Regions from separate parts of the Homo sapiens genome. Here region 2 is linked to region 1. Evidence: chromatin contacts called from ENCODE Hi-C or POLR2A ChIA-PET data. All regions are on one chromosome and are shown on one strand. The core of a region is the stretch at or near the end of the contact, and the rest is flanking DNA. Distances in the headings are between cores, read along the strand shown.

Region 1 (6,055 bases), core at 1,436-3,935:
TCCTAATTCCATTATAGGATTGTACTGAGGAACGAATGCAGTGATAAATAACACAGTTGTTAGAAAATATAAACTATGGTCTTTTGTATAATGCAAATCTCAGATATGTTAGAAATGGCTTTTGTATTATTTATCTTAATCTAACGTAGTTTTAACTCCAAGACTCAATTCTACCATATTGCCAAGAATTCCTCTAGCCTTTTCAAAATAGCACCAGAGACTGGGAGCCTTAAATCTTCATGAAAATAGGGAAGAAGCTGATGTTCTGGCTAACATGGTCACTTCTGATTTTTTCACTATCCAGAAGATCCCCTTGACATCTGGCAGTTCTCAAGTGCTTGTGTACCAGTCTCAGGTGGGAATCTTTGGTCATGTTTGGAACGAACCCAGCTGTGGTCCCATCTCCTGGTAGCCATCTCTCACTTCTGCGGGCTCCTGACATCTAATATTCAACTCTGGAGTCATCCTGCCTTCTCCCACATTCATCTGAGGACCAGGGCTGTGGTTCCACTGCCCTAGGGCCTATGACCAATGAGCCTCTCTCCTCTGGGGGAAGACTCTCCACCCCTGGCTTCTACAAATTCTTCCTTGTCTTCTTTACTGCATGGGCAGGTGGGACAGGATGATTTCTTTCCATTTCCCCATCTCTTCTTCTCTCACTGGGCATCCTGATGGTGGCACAGGGGCAGCTAGGTGTCAGGGCTGGGACTTGAGCAACTCAATAGCTGACAGGCTCAGGGAGATAGGGAAATACATCACTGACAGCCTCGGCCTCTTCCTCTACAATCACCTCATTCTATTTCCAAACTCAATGCTGGACTCCCTCTCATGGGTTGTTGCACATTTGGTGATGAATTTCTTTAACTGGCTCTAGGCCAGGATGATAAAGCAAAGACTATAAAACACACAGAATTACTGCAAAGAAACAGAACCCACATTCTTTCCAGATATTGCATGTTGAAAACTACATATCCGTAGTCATCTGGAGATTTCGTTGTTTAGGAATACAATTCCTAGGTGGATTTTTCTTTTTCTTTTATTATTATAATTATTATTGTCAAAGGAAACTATTATAAACTGAATGCAATAGAAAAAAAAGGGTCTACTACCACTTTTAGTTTCTGTAGTATTGGTTAATGAATATGATACTCCTCTCTACAGCCCCTCTCCCCAACATCCATGTTTTATGGCAAAAGATTATAGGCTCATAAATGCAGCTGGGGCCAATAATTGATGAATGCAATATTTTATGACAGATTATGCATTTCCTTAGACAGGTAACTGTTACAGAAATATTGCTTCTTGATTATAACCAATCAGATAATAAAAATATGTTTCAGTTTTACTGAGATGTTTGATTTTCTTAGGTCTTGTTGTGCCACACCAGGAATAAAGCTTAATTAAGGATTCATTTACTAATTGTTTATCATAAAAGCTATATTCAAGGGAAAAAGTTACATTGAATCCATAGTTTTCTGGGAGGAGAACATGGGAACAGTCTGTTTGTGACCTGTATTTCTCTGCCAACTTCAGGACTTGGTAACCTATACAGGTTTCCTATGTGAGAGGTTAAAGTGTGGGTCCTTCTGTTTCCTAAAAAGGAAGCCTATAAAGCACCACATCATCTTTTAATTATTTTCCATACAATAAAGCCAGTTTAAGGCCATGAAATGGCCTATGAGCTCCTATGTGTTATGTAACATTTTCAGTGGTTACTGTAGCAACATTTTGTCCTTTATGGCATTTCATTTCCATATAAAGTAATCTGCATTGTTATGGGATGCTTTGTCCCATAGTGATGACCATAAACCATGCTCAAGGGTCTCAAACACTGACTCCCCACTCCCTTTTGTTCTACCTGAAAGGCGCCTACTAAGCTTCTTCTTTTAGTGACTATTAAAGGGGGAAGGATGCCCTGAAGAGGTTCGTCCGCTGTCCAACAGCGACCCCTAGAGGCACAATGCCTTGAAAGTGGCCAAAACCTCCAAAACTTCAATGCTTTTCTCCAATCAAGTGCTGCTGTAATTTGCTTACCTTGAGAACTATCACAGCATTAATCAAGACCTGCCTTTACTCTGAAAACATGGGCTGCTTTTGGTGCCCAAAAACGAAAGCCCAAAGTTTCGGGAGCTTTACTACCTACTATCTACTACACATACATTTGTTTTCTCTTTGTGAGATTTAAGGGAACCGTGGAAGAATTGCTTTTTATTCATCATCAAATAAGCATAATAACAAATTTGGGCATAGTCAAGATACAACGCCTTTGATGGCTTTTCGTTAGTTTTTTGTTTTTGTTTTGTTTTGTTTTTCGCTTGAAAAATAAGTTAAAATCTCAGGAAGAAAGAAAGAAAATCCTAGCGCTTTTTCTTTTCTGAGCTTGCAACTGTTTGTAGCTCAGGCACCCGGATGATTCATCCCATGAAAGCCTTGAGCGCTCCATTTGTTTTGTAGATTTCACTACTCCCTTTGTTCCGCTTCAAACCTTTCAGAGGGCTGAAATGCATTATTACCTTGTTAAAGCTCAACCAAAATCATTTCTACAGCCTGAAGCTGTTTTGACGTGGGTTGAGTATCTCACACAAAAGAATTGCTTTTGTTCCCAGAAGCTCTTATTGGCTGAGTGGCCTTTGCTCTGAGCCAATCAGAAGCTAGTTGTTAGGCTTGGCTGGCTATTTTTAGCCCAACACGCAAAAACACTTGGTCTTGGAGGGGGTCGGCTGGAGAGTGAAAGGCCCTGTAGTAAAAGCCAACAGCTAAATGCATTTTGGATGTCAAGGCGCGTTTGACATTTTCTCTTTAATTCCTCATACGCTGTTACATTAGCATGTGTTTTTCGTAAACAACAAACTTAGAGCTGCATTTCCCAGTCCTGAATTATCCATTTAGTAAAGAGACAGAAAGGCTAAGAAACAGCATTCCCCTTTTATCCAAAAGCAACGCACGGTAGTATCTAGTTATTTCATAACGCAAAAAAAAAAAAGTCAGTTACCGTATTGAGAATACTAAGGTGTTTTTGCCAAAGAATTTTTATGAATTTTCATCTTGAGTTAGAAATTTTCAATGCCTTGCTCATAATGAATTATAGAGTCCTAAAATAATCTTTTCCTCTTGCCCTTTAAATATGTATATAATTACACGAACGAGTATACACATGATGTGTAGCAATTAAAATAATAAATGCTGAGTGTGTTTCATGCATTGAGAAAAAGCATTCTTTTGAGCATGTTCTTCCATTTAAGCCATTACTCAGAGGGCACAAGAAGTATTTTTCCCAAATGCGCTTCAAGAGACAGGGCATTAAAACACACAATTTGTTAATTATCCGATATTATCAGGAAATGAAAGTTGCCAAACGGGAAAAGCCAGGCTCTTAAACTTTGATTTTCCCTCAGCAGTCTATTCAACTGGGCTTATATAAGGAGGAGACAAGCTGAACCCAAATTTTACAACACAAAGCAATTTTTATTGGCAGCAAGGGAGACCCCTTCCTGAAAAAGAAAGAAAAAACCCAAATCTATGTCTAATTCTTAAAATATGTTTCAGGTTGTAGATTTTAGCAATATTTATTATTCAAGCTTGGGAATATGACCTCATTTGCCATGGTTGTTTGCTTATTTTAAGAAAAATGCCTTTCTACTTCTTGTTGCAAGCCATCAGGCAACCATTTAAACATGCAAGCAAAAAGTCTGGATCATGGGCATATTTAAAAATCTGGAAGACTTCAATAAGTTGTAAAGATTTACGATTCCATCGTGGGCTTGCAGAAGGGGTTTGCTGTGGCCTTCTGTGAGCAAGGGCGGCCTAGTATATGGTGGGCATAGGCCAAAGAACTTACCAAAAATTCTACCAGAGTGAAGGGAGCACAAATAGTTTTGGGGGAAAACTTTCCTTGTCTTAAGCAATACCGTATACAGTGTTTAGAAGGAATGTCACCTAGGTTTCAGAAGGTGAATTTGAAAGGCTGAAATAAAGTACTTTAGAAAGAGGTATCTTTTTCTTTCCAACATCAATTTGATGCACACAGGGACAGATTTTGAGAAGCTCTGTAATTGCTCCCAGGAGTTGAGTTAGGTTGAGGTAGTCAACCAGCTGCTAACAATTTAGTTTAATATGCAGTCTTAGTAAATTAAAGGAATCTGATAAATTGAGACCCAGCATGATTCTTATTTGTTTGCTATGGCATAACATGTTGAACGCCAGCAGAAATTAACCCATTGAAATTTTTCTACTCAAGGCCCCCATTTTATTTTCTCACTTTCCTGTGTCAGATGTTTTTGCTCCAGACTTGGTCATCTGAGCAATTCCTTAGTTTTATGCTTATCTACTTAAAAAATATATATATAACAATAATACAAATTCTAGAATCATGCTTATTTTCAGTTTTCTCTCTGTGTTTGTATTTAAACTCCTTGAAGGTAAAAATAAATAAATAAATGAGTCTGTTACTCCTCTTGTGTGTTAACCTTTCTACTTCACATGTAGATCATCTTAAACATGCTTGATGTAGATTTTGTTTTCTGTGGGAGCTGAGACACTTGTGGGAGGAGAAATGTGCAATTTTGTACTTGGCTACATCCCCAGAGGAGTGGTGACCAGAAAAGGGAAAGACAGCTTGCCAGATACCTAAAGGATAAATGAGATATTGAGCTACTGGAAACACCAAAATTTACCATTGATTCTTTCTACACACTAAACTGTTACTTGTGATAGTAGTTGTAAAAAACTGCATGTTTATTAACCGAAAGGTGATTGTTCTAACATTCACTGGGAAAGAGTGAAATGGTTGGAATAACACTTTAGCACTCATACCTAAAGATTTGCAAAGCCAAAATGCCAGGCAAAATTAAAACAGGCTAAATTCATATGTACAAAAGAGCTGTAATTCTTTTATGATGAAATAGATATTTTCTTAGAAGCAACAGTTTCCTGTGTTCTGTAAAGTAAGCCAAGTCAGTAATGGGTAACTCTGGCATCTCCTGCTCTCCTCTCACCTCATGGATGCCAGGCTTTCGAGTTGTATTTCAATTCTCCCTTACATTGTGGCCTCTTTGCCTCACTCCCAAATTCCTCATACCTCTTCCAAACTTGCAGTTAGGAGTGAATATAGGATCCTCCTCCTCCTCCTCTTTCTCTCTCTGTCTTTAGATTAAACTGAAAACATGGCAGCTTTTTCCAAAATTATTCATTCTTTGTCAGGTGTGTGTGTATGTGTCTTATTGTGCCATTGAAAATAAGAATGTGGAGGGTGCCTTACTATGCCATAGAACAATTTATTGTGTTTCTGGGTTGCCATCTTTTCAATCTGATTAATTTATGGTCCCATAGAGAATCTCTGGTGTGAATTATGTTAGCTTTGTTGAGTCCACTGTGCAGAAAGTCAGTTTGTATCAATATTCTTCTAGGCTTAACAGTTTCTCCTTAAAAGGCTTAATAATTGCCTGTCATTTGTCTCTTGGCCCATTTTTATCTTGGAAATGATTGGCTGTTAGGCAGACCATTTGTGTAATATTACTATAAAAGCCTTAAAACATGGGAAGAAAATTAGAATCATATGTGTATATACTAGGTTAGTAATGAATAAAGTGCTTTTCTACAAAATTTTGAGGACCTTTTAGGAAATCAAAATCTTTAATGACATGAGGATATCCCAAGTCAGAATAAGGGGAAGTTTGAGGGAAAATATTTAAATTAGAGGGTAACTTTGTGCAAGGACAAGTGATATTTGTAATTTTTAGTGTACAGGCTACCATGAAGCTTACAAATGAAAACAACAGCAACAATTTAAAACCAAACCATCTAAGTCAAATTTTATCTAAAATGAGGTAAATGCTATGACAAAAATGAAAATTTTATTGCAATTCAAGATCAAGTAGATGTCATTATGGTTTTTCAAATTATGAAATAAATAAGGAAGGAAAATGTGGCTAAACCTACAAAGAACTATGAAGATTAAAAATGGAACGTGGAATTTGTACTGTCTTAATTCCTCTGGCTTTTATAAACAAATAAAAGTAATATTGTATACTGCTAATAGCCACTCTAAAATATATTC
Region 2 (5,954 bases), core at 2,827-5,326, 680 kb before region 1:
TCGTAGGGTTGTTGTGAGGATTGAGTTGGTACCTGTTTAGAACAGTGTCTGCCAATAGAAAGGGCTCTGTAAATGTTAGATATTTTTTATTAATTTTTATGTCATGGTTTGAGCATGCTTTTAGACTAGCTTTTCAATCTTTTTCTAATTTCTCATATAGACAAGCATATATATAGTTTTTGCATAAATGCATATATGTTATCTCACACATATAATTATATATTATTTAGAGAAGTATATTAAAACTTTTGCTTAGCTTCTACTTCCCTTTCTTTCCTCCTTTACACCCCTCTCTGCCATGTAACTCGTTTGTGACTTGATATGTACTTTTACATTTTTCCCCTTGCTCATATCATATATACACTTTTTACACTTACACACATGTATAAGGGAAGTTTTGTTATTGTTTGTTTTATGAGCATTGCATAATATATACTTTCTACATCTCTTTTTTCATGTAAAGCATAACTGTACAGAAATCTCTTATAAGTAGAAATTTAGCTCTAATGAGTCTAACTCCTTGGAACTGCTGCCTAATAATCCATGGTGTGGATGAGCTGTTACCTATTCAGACATTCCCTATTGACTGGCATTTACTTTGATCCCTGTCCCTTCTCCTTTTCTTGCTATTATAAACACTGACATTAGGTGCCCTTTTACACATGCTCTATGTAATATTGGTCTGGGAGAGTTGCCAAGGAGAGAGATTGCAGGGTTAAATGGTGCATGTATCTTCAGTTTTTTTATGTCTGCTGCGAAATGGCTTTCCAAAACAGTTTTTACAGTTAAATTTTTCTCAGCATGTATGAACATCCATTTTTCCATATACCTACCACTAATAGAGGTTATTGATCATTTCAATTTTTGCCAGTCTGATGGACATAAAAATATATATATCATTGTAACTTTAATTTACATTTCCCCGACTATGATTTAATGTGAGAATATTTTCATTTGCTTGTTGGTCATTGCCCCTATGTAAATATCCTATTTGAATTCTTTATCCTTTTTTTCCGTTATTCATTGTCTTTGCTTTTGTCAATTTGCAAAACAAAACAAAAAAACACAAAAAACCCAACTGTTGCTGATGCCACAAATATTTCCAAACCTATCATTAGTCTACTGACCTTGTTGTGGAATCTTTCTTTTAACAAAATGTTTTAAATTCTTATATGATCAAGTAAGTCTCTCTTTTCTTTTATATCTTCTCCATTTTGACAAGAAAGCCTCCTTCCACATAATAGATTGTACATATATGTATATATGATATGCTAGATTTTCTTGAAGTATTTATTTTTTACAGTTGTCTTTAATCCAGAAGGCATTTCTTTTTGTAAATGGCATAACATTGGGGTTTGTTAAAAAAATCAGTTGAGTAGCTAGTTGTGCCATAATCAATCAAATACATATATAAATATGTATGTATATATGTATTCATATATGCATGTATATTTCCATATATGTACATGGATATATCCATATGTGTGTATATGTATATCCATGTATTATGGATATGGAATATACTTTCATTGGAAAAGAGTCTGGTTCAGTTTGAGAAGAAGGTGTTGAGTATGGTGTCACAGGAACAAAATATTTGAAAGAGAGAATTTGGAAGCTAAGATTAATTTGGAATCTATAATTGCACGTAGCTTTCTTCCCCTCCGCAACAGATTCAATTCTCTCAGACTCCTGAATCAAATGTCTGGTGGAGCCCATAAGTAGTAGTAGAAGTCAGTGAAACTAAATAGAGGATCAATAATTGTATATGCACATACATATATCAATATATGTATATATGCATATATGTATGTGTGTGGAAATGTATACATGTGTATATTATACATATATAGAGAATAAACATATACATATATGGAGATTATAGATACACACATAGATTAAATATATACCATATATATGGATACACATATGATACATGTATATCTCTACATGTGTAAGGTATATACATATATATTTTTATATATATATATCTGGTATATACATATAGAGATATACACACCATACCTATGGAAATATATATATGGGGGGTGTGTGTGTGTGCACGCATATAGTAAACATATATATATATACACACACACACCATATGTATGGATGTATGGATATATATGATATACATATGTGTATCTATAATCTCCATATATGTATGTGTTTATCTTCAATACATACATATAGTCCGGGCATGGCATGGCGGCTCATACCTGTAATCCCAGCACTCTGGGAGGCTAAGGCGGGTGGATCACTTGAGGCCAAGAGTTCAAGACCAGCCTGGCCAACACGGTGAAACCCCGTCTCTACTAAAAATACAAAAATTAGCTGAACATGGTGGCACATGACTGTAATCACAGCTATTTGAGAGGCTGAAGCATGAGAATCGCTTGAACCCAGGAAGCAAAGGTTGCATTGAGCCGAGATTGTGCCACTGCACTCGGCTGGGACAACAGAATGACACTCTGTCTCAAAAAGAAAAAAAATGTATAGATATATATCTATGTATACACTTCCATATACATACATGTATGTGTGTATACATACATTCATATATATATGTGTGTATATACAATTATTGATCCTCTATTTAGTTTCACTGACTTCTGCTACTACTTATGGGCTCCACCAGCTATTTGATTCAGGAGTCTAAGAGAGACTTGAATTGGTTGTGGAGGGGAAGAAAACTCTGAGCAATTATAGATTCTAAATTAACCTTAGCTTCCAAATTCTCTCTTTCAAATATTTTGATCCTGTGACATTATACTCATCCTCAAAGTGAGCCACAGTCTTTTCCAGTGGATGCATCTCTTGTATCACTTAACATGACTAGCCATTAGAGAAGTTTCTTTGTGTTCAGTTAGATACTAGAGACTCCATGCATCTCATGACCATGCACTCTTTCTGTAGTAAGTAGCTAGAGAAAGCAGCAGGGTAGTATGTTGCTTATCAGAGAAGTTAATATATCCATCTTCTCTCCCCTCATTTCTTTTGCTCAAATGAAATTTGGTATTTTGATAACTAAGACACAATTTTACTTATATCTATATTTTGATAACTGGACACACTTTTACTTACATCTATACTAAAATTTGAATATCAGTTATGGGGATTTGCTAGCAATTATGCCAACAAAATAGTAGAATGACATCCATGCATATCAAAAAAGCACAACTGACATATTTAGAAACATCTCCTATTAATCCAGGTTCATTTCAACCTGAATTCTATTTAAAGTCATGAAAAAAAAGCAAGACACAACAATTATTTAATCCGAAATGTGATGTACAGTAATGATTCTCTTTCATCCTAGGACAACACATTTCATACGTGTAAGTGACTAAAGGGCAATGACTCTTTATGGATTTTCCCTTTGGTGACCTTTACAAAAAGTCTAAGGTAAAGTTCTAACTCAGTTCATTCTACCTCCCCCTCACTGCTCTAAAAGAAGTATTGGGGAGGTGTCATTTCTACAAATCAAGTTCTGACTCAGTGCCAAAAAATTTTTAAGGAACAGAATTCTATATGCAGATTGCCTAGCCCAAGACAACTTTATAGTCACCAGGACATTTTTTTTGGAGGTGGGAGGGTGCAGTTCTCTGTTAAATTTTATTATTACATAAAACATAGCCTCTTCTCTTTTTTTTTCTGTACTTGAAAAAGCAGAAACTTTTTGTCATCACATAAACTTATGGAGTCATAGAATCTTAGGATTGTAAGGGACATTATAATGTAGTCAACATTAGAAATCAGCTACTTTAAACTCTTGCTAAATGCTCCCACTCCCCAACTCTGCTGTATTTTTTTTTCCTTTAGCTGAGAATTGATTTAAGGGAATGCAAGATTCTGTGAATGCCTGAACTCTGTTTCATGTCCTACTTCTGTCTTCCTCTGCAATTTGTTTAAATGACTTTGCCAGGAGGACTTTCCAGAGGTGGGGTTTTGTTCTTGAACTCATGTGAGAACACATTCGTGCCCTACATTCTGAGGGGAGGTGATCTCGGCGGGGATTTTTTTGCTCATGGAAGAAAAATATATGAGCGCATTTTTTTCTACTGGGCACAGCTGGTAGTTCCCTACTGACTGGTGTTTGTTTTGAAGTCACGTGGCAAAGGGGGTTTCTGCCAATGTTTACTCATTACACATTCAAATATGACACCCTGACGCCCATTCACAGTAGAACTTCAATGTTGCTATCCAATTCTCTTGCCAGAAACGGAAAGTTTATTCCCAGAGTGAAAGTTGCTCTCTTCGCAAATGCAGAGGGTTTAGTGCTCAACAGTGATAGTTGAGAATTGTTGGTTTTTAAATATTAAATTTATTGAATTATTTAATTTTTACATGATTTAAGTGGACTGCTTGGCTCATTATACCTAAAATAATTCTTAGTCAGTACCGCATTTATTAAAGAATAACTTTATGCTACAAGGAAGGGAGGCTGACAACCACTTTATACATTACTACCCTGATATAACTGAAATAATTTTATGCCTATTTGGGGCCCCTCCCTGTGAAAGGATGATACACACCTGCCATATTGCATGTGGGCAATGCTGTGACTTGCTTTGGCCAATGAAATAAGGGTGAAAGCCACTTTCTATCAGAAGCCCTAGAAGCCAGTGTGAGGTCCATCAATTGCACTTTTCACACTGCCACATTACTGGCAATGATCCAGATAGAGGCTGTTCTGTCCGCTAAGTCCTGGAGTAAACACAAAGCAGACCAAACCCACAGCAGACAAGGAACATGAACAAGAAATCAATCTTTATTATAGTGAGCTCCTGAGATCTGAAGGCCATTTATTACTGCAATACAATCTAATACAACCTAGCTCATTCTGACCAATGAAGATTGTACATTGGAAAGAGCAGAAAGATCCTAAGATAAATCCTGGTTCTGCCATTAAATAATGATGTGAACTTGGACATTTGGAAAGTACCAATGACTTTGACAACTTGAACCTCAGTTTCCTCTTGTGAGAAATGGACATAATAACCATTCCCTTCCTGATCATACAGAATGGTATGGGGCTAAAATCTCATCATTTATGTTGTAAATAGTACACTGGAAAGAACTATTGCCTATATAAAAGTAAGGCACTAAAATTATAATTTCCTTTTTTAGTGAGTCGCGTGTACTGATCTTCACCTCTTTTCAACTTTCTAGTAAATAGATGTTCTGAAGTGTATCCTCGTTATAAAGTTTTAGAAGTAATCAAACACAGATAGTCATACTTTCCCGAGAATGGCACTCCTGACTATAGTGGACCATTCTTTTTTAAAAATCTAGCTTTGAGATGAATGGATACACGTGGAGTGCTGCTGAGACATATGGACACTTGCCTGGCCAGGCCAATCTGCCCGATTATCTTTTCTGAGCCATGAGCATATCATGTTCTGGCCAAACTGCTTTTGCATTCTGAAAGAACATTGTAACAGACAGAGAATACTGTTATTTATTTTACCAGGAAGAATTAGATAGTGAAAAGAGCATTAGCTTTAGAAACAGGCAGACTCAGCCCATAGTAGTCACTCAATAAATATTTGTTGAATAAATAAACAATCAGTTCAAATCTCACCAACGATTTCTAACTGTGTGGTCTTGTGCAAGATATTTAACCTCTCTGAGTGTCAATTTTATTATAATTCCTACCTTAAAAAGCTTTTTTTCTTTAAAGATTAAGGAAATGGTAGATGTACAAGGTCTATCAAAGTACCTAGTACAGATTGAATAAATGTGAACCTTTAGTTAATTAGCCATGTTCTTTTCTGGAGTGGGTGACCAATTTATAGAAAAAAAAGTGGGCTTTAGGGCTTGTTTGCAGGGCTTCATTGGTGAATGAAGTCTCTAGATTCCTTCTGAAAAAATCAATAGCATTTTGACAAGACTATACCTTCTTTGCCACAGAAGCAATACTATGTAAGTGCACCCGAGGAAAGCATTTCAAATGC

Evidence for each region. Hi-C counts contacts between places; a loop is a spot of excess contacts on that map. ChIA-PET counts read pairs that join two places held with the same protein, here RNA polymerase II (POLR2A). Pooled maps may share reads with other maps.
Region 2: a pooled map shows a loop between it and region 1 (4-fold over the local background). The contact joins two enhancer-like sites. A Hi-C loop is called at or near these places in 2 of 168 maps with a recorded cell type or tissue (Calu3 and MCF 10A) and 6 of 50 pooled maps. POLR2A ChIA-PET finds 5 or more read pairs at or near these places in 3 of 52 experiments (GM10248, MCF 10A and activated naive CD4-positive, alpha-beta T cell).

Annotation. Positions count from the first base shown.
Region 1 is chr12:91,378,106-91,384,160 of GRCh38, reverse strand. All of the region lies in intron 4 of LOC105369896 (a long non-coding RNA gene), which reads left to right. Among named protein-coding and RNA genes, the nearest start is that of LINC02823, 54 kb to the right of the region's middle. RefSeq lists enhancers at 1,604-2,435, 2,436-3,269. Within about 2 kb of position 2,685, at least 20 of the 41 ENCODE cell types and tissues checked have a DNase peak (open chromatin) inside an H3K27ac peak, as active enhancers do.
Region 2 is chr12:92,063,358-92,069,311 of GRCh38, reverse strand. The region is part of intron 1 of LINC01619 (long intergenic non-protein coding RNA 1619); the gene reads left to right. Among named protein-coding and RNA genes, the nearest start is that of LINC01619, 76 kb to the left of the region's middle. Within about 2 kb of position 4,076, at least 10 of the 41 ENCODE cell types and tissues checked have a DNase peak (open chromatin) inside an H3K27ac peak, as active enhancers do.